Regions from separate parts of the Homo sapiens genome. Here region 2 is linked to region 1. A link is an interaction called in ENCODE POLR2A ChIA-PET data of the cell type or tissue named here. Cell type or tissue: PC-3. All regions are shown on one strand. Each heading gives the region's core, and the rest is flanking DNA. Links, peaks and the distances in the headings are about the cores only.

The links. ChIA-PET counts read pairs that join two places held together with the same protein. Peaks named below come from ENCODE experiments on the same cell type or tissue, not always from the same donor. Only the 100,000 strongest peaks of a DNase experiment are listed, where the experiment ranks them.
Region 2: POLR2A ChIA-PET joins it to region 1 with 5 read pairs; 6 of 35 experiments call an interaction of 5 or more read pairs at or near these places.

The regions. Positions count from the first base shown.
Region 1 is chr3:100,267,083-100,272,470 of GRCh38, reverse strand. All of the region lies in intron 1 of TBC1D23 (TBC1 domain family member 23), which reads right to left. Among named protein-coding and RNA genes, the nearest start is that of TBC1D23, 8.8 kb to the right of the region's middle. In PC-3, for the core only: no CTCF peak of the experiment used is centred there; a DNase peak (open chromatin) is centred at 2,480; H3K4me3 peaks cover 1,271 bases; H3K27ac peaks cover 1,578 bases.
Region 2 is chr3:100,111,990-100,117,377 of GRCh38, reverse strand. All of the region lies in intron 1 of CMSS1 (cms1 ribosomal small subunit homolog), which reads right to left. FILIP1L (filamin A interacting protein 1 like) reads left to right here and starts at 2,877. Exons shown (of 6, transcript NM_001387850.1): 1 at 2,877-3,325. In PC-3, for the core only: no CTCF peak of the experiment used is centred there; no DNase peak of the experiment used is centred there.

The sequences.
Region 1 (5,388 bases), core at 81-5,080:
AACAATATTAATTCTTCCTATCCATGAGGATGGAATGTTTTTCCATTTGTTTGTGTCATCTCTGGAGGCCATTATCACTAGCAAACTAAAGGAGGAACAGAAAACGAAATACTGCATGTTCTCAAACATATTACTTCTCTAGCGTATTAAGTAACTGCTACTTAAGAAAGGATACTTTACAGAATCATTAAGTAGGAAACAATGTGGCACATGTACTACTTTATCTGTCTCATTTTAGTTCTCCAATACTGAATATTGGAAGGATAAACAGGCGAAACAAGTTCAACTTATAGCTGACAACAAACTGTATTTTAAAGGTTTACAGTATGATAAACTTGGAAGTAACTTAAAAGATATAAAAACATGTGGCTCAATTTTTGAGTGGAGAAAATAATTAATTTGAGGGAGTAAGTATCCTCCCCATACTCCCTGTGGATGGAGACAAAGGTAAGGGATGGAAGGGTGGCATGGATTCGTTAGAAAAGCCTTCATGTGGCTTCACTTTATGTCCTCTGTCTTGATTCCATGGCCCAAAACTTAAAGCACATTCTTGACAACACCCTTGACTTCTTCACTCCTTGCTCTTTCTGTCACATTCAGAAAGCTGCAAATTCCCAACATTAGGTTAATCTAACCAGTCTGCCTTCTCTGTTCCTATACTCTACTCAATGTGGGCTTCTTGGGAAAATAAGACAACTCTATGATGCTATCATATAACAATAGTGCCTGAAAATCTCCTATTCAGCACTTACTTCAGACTCCTTACCCAGCCACTTTACCTCAGGTGACTTTACTTATGACTCCAGAGAGAATATATAGGCCAGCAGGCTTCTCTTCCCTTTGATCTCAGCCCCCTCCAAAAACAAACAAACATAAGCAACTTATTATTCCAGTCATTTTCTTCTTTCCTGTATCCACAGGAGACTTACGTATCTCTTCTCTAGCCTAAGACTGGTAACTTCACCTGACTCTTATCTCCACCCACTCCCCACGATCTTTCAGAAGCCATGTGCCATCCATTATCCCTTCTCTCCTATTTTCCACTTCTTTCTCTACTGGCTCTTTCTTCTGAGAAAACATGCTCAAAAATTGCCATTAGAAACAGCAATGTCCACCACAAAAACGTCTCCACGTTCTCCCTTTCCATCCAGCTACCAAACTTTTGGTTGTTCCTTTCACAAAGAATTCTTGACAATATATGTAACAACTTTTCCCTCATCTTAAATCTATCTCTTCCCTCTCTTGCCAACCCACTTCCATTTCTCATCCCTCTTTGATCCTCACCACTCCATAGGGACCACTCTCTGTATCATCTCCACCCCCTTTCTTAACCAAATCTAAAACACTTAAGATATTAATAGAATGTTTTCTGGGTTGGAAAAAAAATGTTTTAAATTCATGAAGCCTCTCAGTCTATCAACTAAGCTAAGTCAGCTTCACTAATCTTCAAAATTCTTAAAATTGAATCCTTTTCTGTAATTATAAAAATAATGAAGACTAGCAGTTTTTAAAGGACCAAGTAGGGTCTATAATGTATGTAATCACTCTACACTTAAATGCAGAGTATAGAGAAATTACAAAGAAAATCCAATTACCACATTAAAAAAAATTAATATTGTGTCTTAAAGTGGCCAAAGTCTAAGATTTATTATTGTTTTCTTAAAATAAAAATACAAAAGCTACACTACTGGGAAATCAATAAAAGCCCAAAGCCTGACATGATGTTAAAAAATAACATCTTAAATATGTTATTTCTATTGCATATGATATTATTCAAACCTGTGAGTCTGCTAACAGTATTAAACAGAGCCAAGAGAAAACAAATGAACTCAGAAACCTTCACTGAAAGTACTTCTAGCATTCAAAAATATAACCTGTGATTATCTCCTTTCCTTTAAAATTTTCACATTTACTTACTTAAAGGGTCCTATATATAAATATAACCTACTCCCCATCAAAAAGTCATCTCTCTCCTTCCTTTTACAGTTCAACTTCCTTGAAAACAGTAGTCTCCACTCACCTAAACTTACTCTCTCATTCACCCAAAACCTCTATCACTCTACTAAAGGTGCTCTCAGAAGTCATTAGTCATCTTTCTCAGCTCTCGTCCCCTTTACATACACTGCAAAGTTTGACTGTCTTCTTAAAACACTCTCATTTAGATTTTCCTCTGCTTTCCTAACCCATATACTGAATTATTTCCTTCCCTGACATAAGTATTCTTTTATTCAAACCTTCAACACGTATGTATTGAGCACCTACTACAGGCTACTCACTGTGTGAGGCACAGGGGATGCAGTACAGAAAAAAAAAGTCAATGCTCTTATGTAGCTTACATGCCAGATGGCTATTCCAAGGTTCTAGTCCAAGTCCTATCATCTAAATCCTGTTGAACAGAGGTGGGAGCGGCTCTGAAGTGCAATTTATTCATATTTGTTTAGAATGTAAATCACTGTAAGCTCAGATTAAACCATGACAGCCCAGCTTGTCCATGTACATATCCTAATCAGGTATAAGCCTCTGACCAATTACTTAAAACTCTAAAGTGAATACCTAATTAGTCATAAGCACTAGCAAATTGTGGAACAGTGAGTAAGCAGTGGCAAGCTGCATGTATTGAATTGTGGTTTCATGGCTTAATTTGTGCCACCACATTTCTGGGGGTTTCTTAATGCCCAGGGAATGAGACATCAGCACCAAAGCTTTGTCTGAACTTATTTTGCTACTATTGTTAGGACGCTGGTTACAAAGTACTACCATAACAAAACTCCTTAATTAGTTCTTGAATATTCTGTATGACATTTGGTAGAAATGAAAAGAGAAAACTTTGCTACAGATTCACTTGTACAGTAGATATGCATGGAGCTCAAGGACCACAGTATGTCTTGTGCAACTTATTTTTAAATACCAACCTCAAACCATCAAAACTTTCCAAGTATTTCAATAGTATGATAGCACATTCAGAAAAGACCTTGACAACTTAAAGTCTTGTGAGAACAATTTGATACAATTTGATAATTGTGAAGTTATCTAGATTTGTGTCAGAATCAGACATGCTTGTTACAAGCATTTTAACAAGTTACAAATTTATATGCCAAGGGGAAAAACACCCATTCACCAGCTTTAAACAATTTGTAAAATTTTGCATTAGGACCAGATCCACAAAAACAGCTTTGGGAGATTCCCTTATGAATAATGTAATCTCTAGAATTTGTGTTTTAATCAGGATCTTGAGCCAAGTAAAGACGGTGCTAAATCTAGTCCTCTTGGCTTCACAAGGCAAATTTAATAGCTACAGTATTTCATCATTGTATGCAATAGGCAAAAGGGCTAGAGATCACAGAAATGTTATTCTATAAGCTACTAAAATTAACTACAAATGGAACAGGTGTTTTAAATCTTAGATTTATTTTTGATCCACAATCCATGAAGATCAAATTACACCAATGGTACCAACGGTGCCCTTTTCTCTGCTAAGAAAAAAACTCAGTTGTTGCCTAAGTAAAAAATAAAAAGATACACAAAAAACGTTTCTCATAACTATATGTGTAATGTTGCAATGCATTTGCTATAAGATTTTGACTACAAAATTGGAAATTTCTCTAATGAGCAGTCAACTTCAGCGAGCACTCTAAATCCTTTCTTCTTTCATGTTTTCTTAAAATAAAAATCCTCAACACTGTTCCCTTCTATACATATGAGGTGACTTTTCAGTATTTTTAAGGCACAAAGAAATGCATCCTTGTTTTTCCACCCCACTAATGCAGTTTATTTGGAAACTAAAAACAGAGTGTAACTTTTGCCTAAGATAGAGAATGGCACGAAAACAGCAAAGAGAGAGAGATATTACCTATGTCAATTACAAATTTCCACTTTATCCAAAGTGTAATGATAAAAGAAACATTACCAACATTCCTTGTCTTGAAACTATCATTTCAGAAACATAGTTGTTATAAAGAAACAACTACAGCAAATGAAGTGACAACACTTTGCAACATTTGGACAATTCTCAAGGGTACTATGCCAATGGGGATCATAGTTTGGCAAAGAAATACATATTGGGTTTTTTTTTAAGCTGGATTCCAACCATCAAGGAACATTTTTTTTGATAAAAGGATTTCATTGAATTTCATGCTGATGGTTAATCTAAATGGAATTCACAAAATAAAGGATTTCTAGTATTCAAATTGCACATATATATGAGATGAATAAATCTTTTGCATCACAAAGTGATGCACAGAGGCTTCAAAATAAAGGTTAGAAACTGTTTAAAGGAAAAATAACCCATGGACATCATTATTATTATTATTAGAGACAGAGTCTCACTCTGTCACCAGGCTTGGTGTGCACAGCTCACTGCAGCCTCGATTCATCCCGTTAAAGCAATCCTTCTGCCTCAACCTCCCAAGTAGCTGGGACTACAGGTTTGTGCCACCAAGTCTGGCTAATTTTTTTTATTTTTAGTAAAGACGAGGCCTCACTATGTTGCCCAGGATGGTCTCGAACTCCTGAGCTCAAGCAATCCTCCCACCTTGGCCTCCCCAAGTGATGGGATTATAGGCATGAGCCATCATGCCCAATGCATAACTTTGCTTTCTCATAGAGCTGTTTTAAGATCCAAATGAGATGTTATTAATATATATAAGCATTATATATAAAGAGTAACGCTCTATGCAAATGTACAGTATTTTCTTATATAGGTGGAGCATCCCAAATCCAAGAATCCCAACTCCGAAATGCTCCAAAATCTGAAACTCTTGAGCACCAACATGATACTCACAGGAATGCTCATTGGAGCATTATGGATTTCAGATTTTTGATTAGGGATGCTCAACCGGTTAAGTATAATGCAAGTATTCCAAAGAGATATTCAACCTGTATATCTCCTTGCTGAAATTATTAAATACCACCATAACAACTAGTTTAATGTAACAACTACTTTAAAATAAAAAAGAAGCAAACACTACAAGATTTCCACCCAACTATCAAATGCTATGTCAGCTAAAGGATAAGAAAAAACTCCTTTAAGCATCAAGAAAAAAGATGAAGACTTGCAACAAATGACTTTATTAGTCATCATTTTCTTAACTCAGGTTAAAAAGTTACGCAGACCCTTGAAACAAACAGACATTAAATTTCAGAAAATAGGTTTAAGTGGCTCTTAAATTCTTTATTTCTACAAGAAAGAATTTGATTTTATGAGCTTAATGGAAGGTACTTACCTGCTTTCCATCTGTAATTCTCAATATTTAACTCATTTCAAGCCCTGCCCCTTTTCAAACTGTTTAATCCTATTATTTTCTGTTAGAGCCTGTAATTTCCAAAACACCAGCATTTAGATATCTTCAGAAGCTATTTTCACACAGTATTCCTAGAGATAAAATGATG
Region 2 (5,388 bases), core at 54-5,053, 160 kb after region 1:
CTAATTATCTCAGTGATGTTGGAAAGATTACTTAATCTTTCAAAACCTCAGTTCCGTTTTTTGTAAAGTTGGAAAAAAAGACTATTTCTCCCATAGGGTTTCTGTCTGAATTAAAATCAAATAACATAAATAAAGTGCTCAATGTACTTAATGTAGTGTTGCCAAAGTGTGACATAATAAATAGCAACTATAATAAAAATAATCCACTAGATTATAGGTTCACAAGGGCAAGGGCTACGTCTATCTTTCACAGTGTGCCTGACACATGGCAATTATTTATTTATGTGAATAAATAATTGAACTCTTCCCTCAGTCTTTATAAACTTTTGTTTCCATGACATCTTCACACCTTCACAGAGATTGCATGATGATTTCTAATACCTACCTTGCCATGAAGATACAGATACTTTATGGTATAGAAAGAACATGAAACTCTTATTCTCATCATTTCCTTCTTTTTTATTTAAAAAATTTTGACTACTTCCTTTCCTTTTCCTTGAGAAATCAGGGATGATGGGGCCAAAAAGACTAAGGGCCAAAGGGGCCCTTACCCACAGGGGCAATGAGCAAATACATAAGTATTCTGAGGATAACAGAAACCACCTTATCCTCACTGTTGGGGAAAGGAGTTACAAATATGGAAAGGGTTAAAAGCCAGATTATGTCTATGGTGTTAGATTGGAAATGCAGCTATCAGTGTGATCTCATAGTCTTTAATATAAATAGACAGAGCAACAGATATAGGCGCGCGTGTGTGTTTGTGTTTCCTAGCCTATTACCTGAAAGGGCCTGGAAGCAATGAGCTCACGCAATCCCCAGATCTTGGTTTCTAAATACCATTTTCCATAATGGATGGAGGTCTTCTTGAAGATATGGCTAATTCCAGAGTTGGGCACAGAAAGTACAAGATGCTTATGGAACATTTTCTTGTGCCAGAAGGTAAGAAAGTACTCAGAAAAACATGAGGACCACATCTGAGATCATTTGAGCATTAAAATAAATAATGATATTAGTGATTTATAACTCATTCAATAAAACAGCAATTTATGAGCTCATGTTGATATAAATAAACACAAAAATAAGTGAGGAGAAGGGAATGCTCTTCTTCACTCTAAGAAAGTTTATTTAAGAGCAATATGTTTACCTAGTCTCCAAGTATCTCCCCACAAAATATTTATTAACTGCAAAAGGAAAAACCATAATTTTACAGTAAATCTAACAGATACCACCTTAAGCAAGTGGGTTTGGTTACAAGACTAACTCCGTTTATGTGACTCCTGATATGATTAAGAAGAATACAGCATTGTTTCTGTAGTATTCCTGCCATAAAAATACACAATTTCAATCTCACAATGAGGAAACATCACACAAATCTAAACTAAGGAACATTCTACAAAACGTACTCTTCAAAAATGTGAAGGTCACATATAAAAAAGGAAGATTACAGAACTGTTCAAGATTGAAGGAACGTAGAGACAAGGCAACTAAATGCAACACATAATCGTGGACTAAAAAACCATTTTTTTTCTATAAAGGATATTATTGAGACATTTGGTGAAAAGTTGAATGGGATCTATGGATTAGAAAGTAAAGTTGATTTACTGAATTTAATTGTTATACTGTGGTTATGTAGAAGAGTATACTTACATTTTTAAGATAATCACACTAAAGTATATAAATTAATTCAGAAAAAAATATACACACACCAAAATAAACTCACGGGTGGAAAGGAGGATGAGAGAGAGAGACAGAGAGAGAGAGAGAGAGAGAGAGAGAGAGAGAGAGAGAGAGAGAGAGAGAGACAGAGAGAGAGAGAGAGAAAGAGAAAGAGAGGGAGAATACAACCAGTGGTAAAATGTTAAACATTGGAGAACCTTAGTGAAGAGCATATGGAAATTCTTTATTATTCCTGTATTTTTTCTATAAGTCTGAAATTATTTTGATGTTAAAAATTAAAAATAAAGAGCATGGGCTTTGGAGTAACTCAGATTCAATTTTGAATCCTCAGTCTTATATCTATCATCTGTGAGATCCTAGGAAGTTATTAAATTATTCTGATCTTTGGTTTTCTCATTAGATCACCAGGAGTAGGACTAATTTAAAGGGCTGCTGTGAGGATTAAATTAGATAATGCATGACTTGAGCACTGGGCAGGTGGTAGGCATGTCTGGTAAGTGATCTGATACATAATGGATGCTGAAATATATATTTGTTGAATAAATGAACAAACTCCTCCCTTCTATCCAACCCCTCAATCTGAACAAGTGATCCTACTTAAAGAAAATTAGATGCTTCAAATTTTAGCAATCCTAAGTATGAAGGTTTTCTTAACACTTGAATAATATAAAACAAAATGTCAAATAATAATAATAAACATACCACCATGCATTCCGATGTTGCTCTAGAGTTTCCTCAGCACTTTGCCCTCGTGTCTCCTGTGACACTAAATGGAACAGGCAGGCATTCAAGTTTGAGTCCAACACAGCGTTAATAATAGCGAATGTTTACAGTGCCTTGGGTTATGGGTGTCAAAGAAGGGGTCATGCCCTTGTTACTTAAATCACAAACAAGGCTTACATCAGCTCATGGCTGCAGGGTACAAAATGAGGTGCAATTTAATGTCCATCTGGGCATCTGTTCCTAAGGTGCTAGCACTGCTGTCTGTGGTTCACAATATATCTGGGGTAGCAACACAGCAAAGAATGGGACCCAGGTTGTGCTTGGGAAGTTTCTACTCTCAGCCAAGATGTGCACATGAATTTAAAATTACCTAAGAGGGTGTTTCAGAGTTGCTGGCCAAAGAGTGGTGTCTTCTAATCTGGAGAGCAGCTGCTGGGCACAGGCATGCAAACACACATACACAGACACACACACACACACACAGACGTGCTCACGGAGCCTGTGCCTGCCTCTACTTGTCTGCTCTGCGCAGATGGTTCCTGGCTTTTGGGTCACCTCATCCTGCAGCCCAGTCCAGTTAGAACCTTTCTTCCACAGAGACTGGCAAGCTGTGGGGTAAGAGTTTTGGTAAGGCTGCCTGTCTTCAGAGCATGAAGGACACTGCCCGGAGAGGGAAGAGGGCAATATTTAGTGTTTGGGCCTACTTGTTGTTGGGCTCCCCACTGCCTCTCCTTTGCAGAGCTATCACTGGCCCCTGGTTGCAAACTCTCGGTGGCTTTCAAGCCTACAAAACAAAAACTGAGAGGGTGTCCAAAAAGAGAAGAAGAAAACGTTGTTGTTGGTCCTGGATTCCACTGTTGGATTTTGGTGGGGATGAGAAGAAGGAATTACCAGGTGTGATCAACACCTGCACGGTACCTGCACGGTAAGCTAAGTGTCCCCATCCTTGCTGAGAAGAGGCTTTGGGATGTTTCTGTGTTATTCACCAGCTAGGAGCGGCCAACACCACTCTCCAAAAGTAGGATCTTGTGAATATTATGCAAGGGAACGTAGTATGATTAAGAGCTTATGACAGATGATGACTTTTAGGCTAAAATGACTAAGAGTTGCTTGCAAAATAGAGGAACTATCCTGACAGTAGGTAAGTTTTACTATAGTGATACACATGAAAGAAAACCAAAATGAAACTTTAAATTGTTATCCTGTTAAGAGTAAGATGGATAGTCAAAAATTAAAGAAAAAGTATGTTTGGATAAATGGCTTTCCTTCTTAATAGCTTGATTTTGTAAGCTGATGTGAATGATCAATATACAGTGTCAAAATCATCACAATGTGTTGAAAATGGAGAATTATACTGAATAGGTTAAATTGCAGAGGAGGAATTCTCTTTTCATGGAAAGATTAATGGAAGAAACTAACATTTTCAAATGGCAACTATATTGTATCTTTTTTCTTTTGTTTGTTTACCTTCTGTTGATGTTAAGATTTAATGAATGAGAGCCAGAGAACAGAAGCAGGTTTCTGAGATAAGGTTTTTGGCAGGTCTTGGGAGATACCTATCAAGAACTTGTTCTGTAACACCCCACAGAAGATGACTGGATATCCATGGGCACATCACATCTGGATATAAATGGGAAATGATGCTAGGCTGCTGCCAAATGATATCACAGAAAATTCTGCTCACTGTACTCCTCAATGGGAGGATTATTCAATGTTTAGGGTGGCTGCACAGTTTTGTATATAGGCGCTCCACTGAAGAGAGATATGTGTTCAGTTAAAATGGTTGTGACATATTCAGTTATTCTTTTTTCTTTCCATACCAATTAATGATTACATATCTTTCTTTATTCATTATCTGTTCACATCTCAGGAAGGAATAGAAGAGGTGCAACACATACACTGTTTAACTACACTACCATATTCCACGTGTGTATTAGATATGCATAAAGGAGAACATGGTGTAGTTAATACTAGAGAGAATGCATTGCAATTACAGCAATGTTCCTTTAGCTACAGTTAAACTTGTTTTTCCTGTGATGACATTTTCTGATTTATCAATCTGCTATCTCCCAAAGCCAAATATTCCAAGTAAACATTTCTCTACATTTATCAGTTGACACTATTATGAAACTCTCATTATGCTTAATTAAAAATCAGCATAAATACTGTAAGAGCTGTTTGTTAATAAAAACTTCTAAAGGCAGCAATAATATTCATGGGCTCTTTCCACCTGGGTAATTAAGGTCTACTACTCTGATGAGAATTTTCTCAGTAATTTCCCAAAGCAATGTGGGGTTTGGATTCTTATACTAACCAATACAAAGATACTCTGTAAAAGTTCTGCAGCAAAGAAAAGCATTCATTATTTAAAGAGTGACAATTTATTTTTAGAGTTTACCTTCTATTAAAGTTCATGTGTAATTGTCTTTTTTGCTTAAGCTTTATTTAAGCAATAAATTAGCAATAAATTTAAGTAATAAATTTAGTCAAGACTTGGTCTTAGGTAGTGGCGCTGGCACTGGAAATGAAGATATTTTATTGTGCCATTGAAATGATGGTGCCTTTAATAGAGTGCTATTGTAGGAGACTGCCATTGCAACTTGCCGAGAGTCAGGCAGGTCCAAGGATGCAAAAAACCTAAATGTAATGGGCTCTATCTTCTTTTCTTCTGATTACAGTCCATATTATTCTATGTTCTAACCTAAAGCAAAATTTTCATTACCAATGTAATACCCGCTTCACCTTTCTAATATGTTACATTAAAAAACATTTAAAGAAAAAGTGCTAGTAGCTTTTATTTTCCTTAGAGTAGAACTAGTGCCTACCAGCAATACACAGTAAGTTTGTTTAGTTATATTAGGGGAACACTTTTATAGTAATAGCTTAGTTTGTTTGCTCATTTGTTCATTCATTCATCAACTATTTTAGAATGCCTACTCTGTGCCAGGCCCCGTGCTGGTTATTGGGATTATAACAGTGAATGAGGCA